Regions from separate parts of the Homo sapiens genome. Here region 2 is linked to region 1. A link is an interaction called in ENCODE POLR2A ChIA-PET data of the cell type or tissue named here. Cell type or tissue: MCF 10A. All regions are shown on one strand. Each heading gives the region's core, and the rest is flanking DNA. Links, peaks and the distances in the headings are about the cores only.

Region 1 (2,925 bases), core at 322-2,821:
CATCACCCAGATACTAATGCTACTTCCCACTAGGTATTTTCCCTGATCCTCTCCCTCCTCCCGCTCACCACCGTAAGTAGGCCCCAGTGTGTGTTGCTCCCCTCTTTGTGCACATGAGTTCTCATCATTTTGCTCCCACTTAGCAAGTGACAACATGCAGTATTTGGTTTTCTGTTCCTGTGTTACTTCGCTAAGGATAATATTTTCCATTTTTAGATGATGAAATCCCTCCAGGTAGATTTTGGGTTCCTCAAACAATTGCTTCAGTTGAAGTTTGAGGACCGACTGAAAGAGGAATCTTTGAGTCTCTTCACCATTCTGCATGACAGGATCCTAGAAATTGAAAAGCATTATCAACAGGTAAATGTTCTCTTATTTCTTTTGTTTTATGTGGATTGATACTGTGCTTAGATGTGTATGCAGTGCAGTTTAGAATTTAGTAACTTGTGAGGGCAGTGTAATTTGCATTAGTTGTGTCTCATGTGGTAATTAATACACAGAGCTTCACTATGTGTCAGGGACTTGTGTAAGTACTTAGCATATGAACTGATTTAATTCTCACATTTACCTTATGAAGTAGGCACAATTATTTTCCCTCTTTTACAGATGAGAAAACTGAGGCACAGAAAGGCTAATTAACTTGTTCAAGGTCACCAGTTAAAAAACAGGAGAGGCCAAGCACACATGCCTCTAATCCTACCACTTTGGGAAGCCAGGGTGGGATGCTGGCTTGAAGCTGGGAGTTCAAGACCAGCTTGGGCAACATCGTGAGACCCTGTCTTTACGAAGAATAAAAGCATGAGCCAGATGTGGTGTTGCAGGCCTGTAGTCCTCAGCTACTTAGGAGTCTGAGACAGGGGAATCACTTGAGCCCAGGAGTTCAAGGCTTCAGTGAGCTATGATCACACCACTGCACTCTAGCCTGGGTGACAAGTCGAGACCCCCGTCTCAGAAAACCAAAAAACAAAACAAACGGACATTACTATTATTTCTGTGCCATAAAAACAAGCAAACAAAAACCATCTTTTGCTGACCACACCATGTTAAGTACCATGCTAAGCCCTTAAAATATATTTACTCTTTAAATCTCTCAAAATGTTAAAATGGAAATCCTATTGTCCGTGATTTACAGATCAAGAAACAGCTTGCCAAGGTTAAGTAACTTGCTTAAGGTCAGACAGATAGTTAAAGGGAGCAATGATATTTAAATTCAATACCATCTGACTCTAAAGCCTATTTGAGGCTGGGAGGCGATGGCTCAGGCCTATAATCCCAGCACTTTGAGAGGTTGAAACAGGAGGATAGTCTGAGCCCAGGAGTTCGAGATCAGCCTGGGCAACAAAGCAATACCCCATCTCTACAAAATAAATTAAAAAACAAATTTTTTTTAGAAAAGTATAAAGCCTATTTCTTGTTTATACTCCATGCTGAAATCAGAATTGATATGAGAATCATGGGTATTATTTTTAATGCACTCTCTTCTATTGTTAATCTAAACAGATCTAATCAAATCATTTGATTAATCGGAAAATAACTCTAGTTTGCAGACTAGCTGTATAGATTTCTTTTCATGAGCATATTCCATTCAAAAAGTACAAGGACTAGAAGAAGATAGGCATCACAAATAGACTTTACTACTTTTAAAAGCAATTCTAGGAAGGCACTGAAAGACTTTACTCAAGTGAAAAATGAAATGAAGTGTTCAAATTATCTGTATATATTTTATCTATATGATCTCTCTATTGCTTTTGGTTGAGTATAAGTAAAAATAAAATGTGTCATAACGGCTGCAGGGTGGGAGAAATGATTATGAACTGAAGTTTTCAATAGATTGTGATGATTCAGATGATGTTTTTTTACTATGAGTCCCTCCCTAGTAGGTGTGGGTCATATTTGGAAATACATTATGGTGCTTATTGCATTTATTTTTGTTTGCAGAATGAGGATAAGATGAGAAAATCCTTCAATCAGCAGTTAGCTGATGCCATAGCTGTTATCAAAGGAATGTACCAGGTGAGTTTCTGTTTCTGGTGCCGTAGTTGTGGGCAAGGCTAGCTTCAGCTGCTGTGTGCAAGGAGTGGGGATCACCTTGGCTTCCCAGTCTGTGTTTCCAGCTCTGAAGGCCTGTTTCCTCGATTTTCAGGTCACCTTAGAGGGATCAGGCCTAGGACTGTTTATGCTCACATTATAATGCTTTCCAGAAACTGGAAAATTCTAATCTGGTATTCAGGACACCTGGGCATGTACCAAAGTAATCCAAAGTTTATTTGGTGAGGCCATAGCTGAATAGACTAAGGTCAGATGGTCCTAAGAGAGAGTTCAGAGAATCTGTAGTAAATTCCAGTGAATGGTCTCTGACCCTTGGTGGATTAACTTTTCTAATGACAGGGACATTTCTATCTGCCAGACACATGCTTCATTTTCCTTCACAATGGGAAAATTCCTGCCTTTAGTGGTTTTCTTAGACTCAGCAAAGACTCTGTGCTTTGTTTAGCATTTATAACTATATTCTCACTTCGCATTTCAATATACTTCCATAAATAAATTTTTTGCATACTTCTTTTTGGGCACTGTTTACAAGTTTCTTATCATAGCACTCAACACATCTGTATTTAATTATGTAATTGCTTGTGAAGTATCTCCGTTCCATGCCAGACTGTCAACCTTAAGGATCTCCTGTGTGTTACTCTCTGCTGTGGTTCTGCCTTTAGCGCTGTGACTGGTACGTAATTAACAACCAGCTGCTGATTGCTAAATGCATGAATGGTCACCTGTACCTGTGGCAGACAGTGGTGACGCCTACTCAAATGTCATTCTCTCCACTGCACATTCTCCCCACTGCTTTTTACTGACAGGGGCACTTCCAACTATAGAAGCCAAAGTGCTAGATTCTTCCTCTTCCAGCTCCCTTTTCAGCTATAGCAC
Region 2 (2,925 bases), core at 157-2,656, 54 kb before region 1:
TATTAAAATCTTCTTACCAGAGGCCCTGGGGATTTGAACAATAGATACAGTCTCTCTACCCCTGTCTATACTTATTTACCGTCTCAAAAACTTTTAAATTAATAAGACTTGATTTCCCCTTTATCTTCCCTTCTGAAGGCCAAATGCCTCTTGCCCCTTTCAGAAATTGAGGAGTCATTTCTGTGTATGCTGCACATGTGACACTGTGTGTGTGCGTGTGTGGTGTATGTGGGTATGTGTCTGTGGGGGAAGGGTATGTGTTCATGTAACAAGTTGGATAAAGCATTGGTATTTCTTATATAGTTGGAAATTCCTATTTTATGCCATGAGCTTGTCATATGAGCAGGCCTCAAACTAAAAGGTCAAATAGACAAGTTCCTCTTCAGTTGTTTTGCTTCTGGGAAACCCAGCTCCATCCCTTGGGTCTGAGAGGAACTGAAAAAGCAAAGTCCCACAAAGCTGTGAGTGTTTCAATATTATCCCTATTGGAGCTGTGGCATTAAAGAAGATGTATCAGAAGGTATGACGTCATACTAACTGCTAACACTGCGGATTTTGACCATCAGCTAGAATAAGTCATATTTACAAGTTTCACATCAGTCATTTACTCAATAAGCATTTAGTGATTATAAAACTGCTTTTGCAAAATTATGACAATGTGTAGGGAAACACTCTCCCCAAACTGTTTTTCCTCTACTTTCACACCAGAATAATCACCAACACAGGGGAAGACTTCTGTGACCAAATGTCGGAGGGGCATTCCCCACACACCAAGCAGTGGACACCAGCTGGGTTTCCTCTAGTTCAGTTCTGACATTATCTACCTGGAGATAGCATCAGATCCCACAGGTGGGCTCAGTTCCCAAGACTGCCCTTCCACACACACAAGTCACAAGTCCAGGCCTCTGGAACTTCTGACAAACCAGCTTCAAGTTGGGGTTCCCACAACCCCCTCTTTGGGTTTAATTAATTGGAGGGAGCAGCTCACAGAACTCAGAGAAACACTTACCTACGTTTACTGGTTTATTATAAAGGATATTGCAAAGGACACAGATGAAGACGTGTGTAGGGAAAGGTAAGGGGGAACAGGCGCAGAGCTTCCATGCCCTCCCTGGGTGCTGGTCTCCAGAAACCTCTACTGTTCAGCTATCTGGAAGTTCAATGAACCCTGTCCTCTTGGATTTTTATGGAAGCTTCATGACATCAGCATTCCTTCCCTCAGGGCATAGCGTGGGATGTTCTCCTGGGAGGGTCTTAAACAATTGGAAAGGCAGGTGAGGGGGTTGGTGATGGTTGCGGGGGTGGACATGACACATTAGAGTGAAAGGAGGGCAGGAGAAGGTCAGAGACCTGCCTCTGAGGCCTAGCACACCCAACATTCTAACAAAAGGCTGTAACAGAGGCTACAGGAGTTATGTATGAGCCAGGAACCATGGGTGAAATCCAATATATATCATAATGTCACAGACAGTAAGAAATCTGACATAGTTGATTCCATCTTGCTTCTGGCTTCCCAGCTGTCCTTGGCCATTCCTGGGTAGGCCAAACTAACTTTGGGAGGAATCTAGTTTATGGTTTAATGTTAAAGCAAAGATGATAGCCCTTTCCAAAACTAAGCCATCTTTGTAAAACTAATGAAAGGCTACAATGTTAGGCTTATAGAGAGGGGCCTGGATTCCAATAAGATAGGCATGGTTTCTTTTATTTATTTACTTATTTATTTATTTTGAGATGGAGTCTCATTCTGTCACCCAGACTGGAGTGTAAATGGTGCGATCTCAGCTCACTGCACCCTCTGCCTCCAGGGTTCAAGTGATTATCCTGCCTCAGCCTCCCAAGTAGCTGGAACTACAGGCACATACCACCATGCCCAGCTAATTTTTGTATTTTTAGTAGAGACAGGGTTTCACCATGTTGGCCAGGCTGGTCTCGAACTCCTGACCTCAGGTGATCTGCCTGCCTTGGCCTCCCAAAGTGCTGGGATTACAGGCACAAACTACCAAAACTGGCCTCTGGATAGGTATAGTTTCTACAATCCCTTACTGCTCAGGGTTCATGTGGCTAGAGGTCACAAGATTGATGACTTTCCCAATTGCTCCTGTAGATAATGTCACTGTCATAGAAGCTAGAATTGGTTTTTTTGAGCTATCTTTCACACTGACTCCACCTGGGGTTGTGACTCATGACTCAATGGATCCTGTGACCTGACCCAGAAGTGGACTCAGCCCAACCAATCAGTATCACCCATTCCCCAGCCCCTTCCCACCAAATTGTCCATAAAAACCCTAACCCCCAAGCATTTGGGGAGACTCATTTGGGTGATAGCTCCAGTTCTCCTGCATGGGTTGGCCTCACATCAATTAAACTCTTTCTCTACTGCAGTGCTGTGGGCTCAATGGATTGATTTTGTCTGTGCAGCAGGCAGGAAGAATCTGTTGGGTGATCACAATTACCCTGCATGGCTAAGCACTGTACTAACTGTTAGGGATACCCAGAAGTCCTTGCTTTCAAAGAGTGTGTGATTTAGCAGCAGAAGGAGATATAATTGTAACACATTATAATAGGGTAAAACTGTAACATAATGGGTCAGTTGCCCAATGTGCAAAGCAATGTGCTGAGACACCAGGTTGCATCAGAGAAAGAGGTTTCATTGTAGGGCTGCCAAATGAGGAGACAAGAGGAAACCTCAAACCAATCTCCCCAAGGAGTTTGGGGATAGGGTTTTCAAGGGGTTTGGAGTGGGCTGAAGTGTGGAGATTGTTGATTGGTTCTAGAGTACAGGGTAAAGTTGCGGGACAGGGAGATGAAGAAGCTGTATTCTCATGCTTATTTGGTTCCTCTGTTGGGGGTCTTTAAACTGGTTGGTGTAAGTGATTCTGTCAGAATTCAGGATCTGCTTAAGCAATTTCTTTTTCTTTCTTTCTT

The links. ChIA-PET counts read pairs that join two places held together with the same protein. Peaks named below come from ENCODE experiments on the same cell type or tissue, not always from the same donor. Only the 100,000 strongest peaks of a DNase experiment are listed, where the experiment ranks them.
Region 2: POLR2A ChIA-PET joins it to region 1 with 5 read pairs; 7 of 35 experiments call an interaction of 5 or more read pairs at or near these places.

What each region holds. Positions count from the first base shown.
Region 1 is chr10:23,319,829-23,322,753 of GRCh38, reverse strand. It overlaps C10orf67 (chromosome 10 open reading frame 67), which reads left to right. Exons shown (of 16, transcript NM_001371909.1): 3 at 217-360; 4 at 1,939-2,013. Among named protein-coding and RNA genes, the nearest start is that of C10orf67-AS1, 23 kb to the left of the region's middle. In MCF 10A, for the core only: no CTCF peak of the experiment used is centred there; no DNase peak of the experiment used is centred there.
Region 2 is chr10:23,373,898-23,376,822 of GRCh38, reverse strand. No RefSeq gene overlaps it. Among named protein-coding and RNA genes, the nearest start is that of C10orf67, 31 kb to the right of the region's middle. In MCF 10A, for the core only: no CTCF peak of the experiment used is centred there; DNase peaks (open chromatin) are centred at 1,262 and 2,632.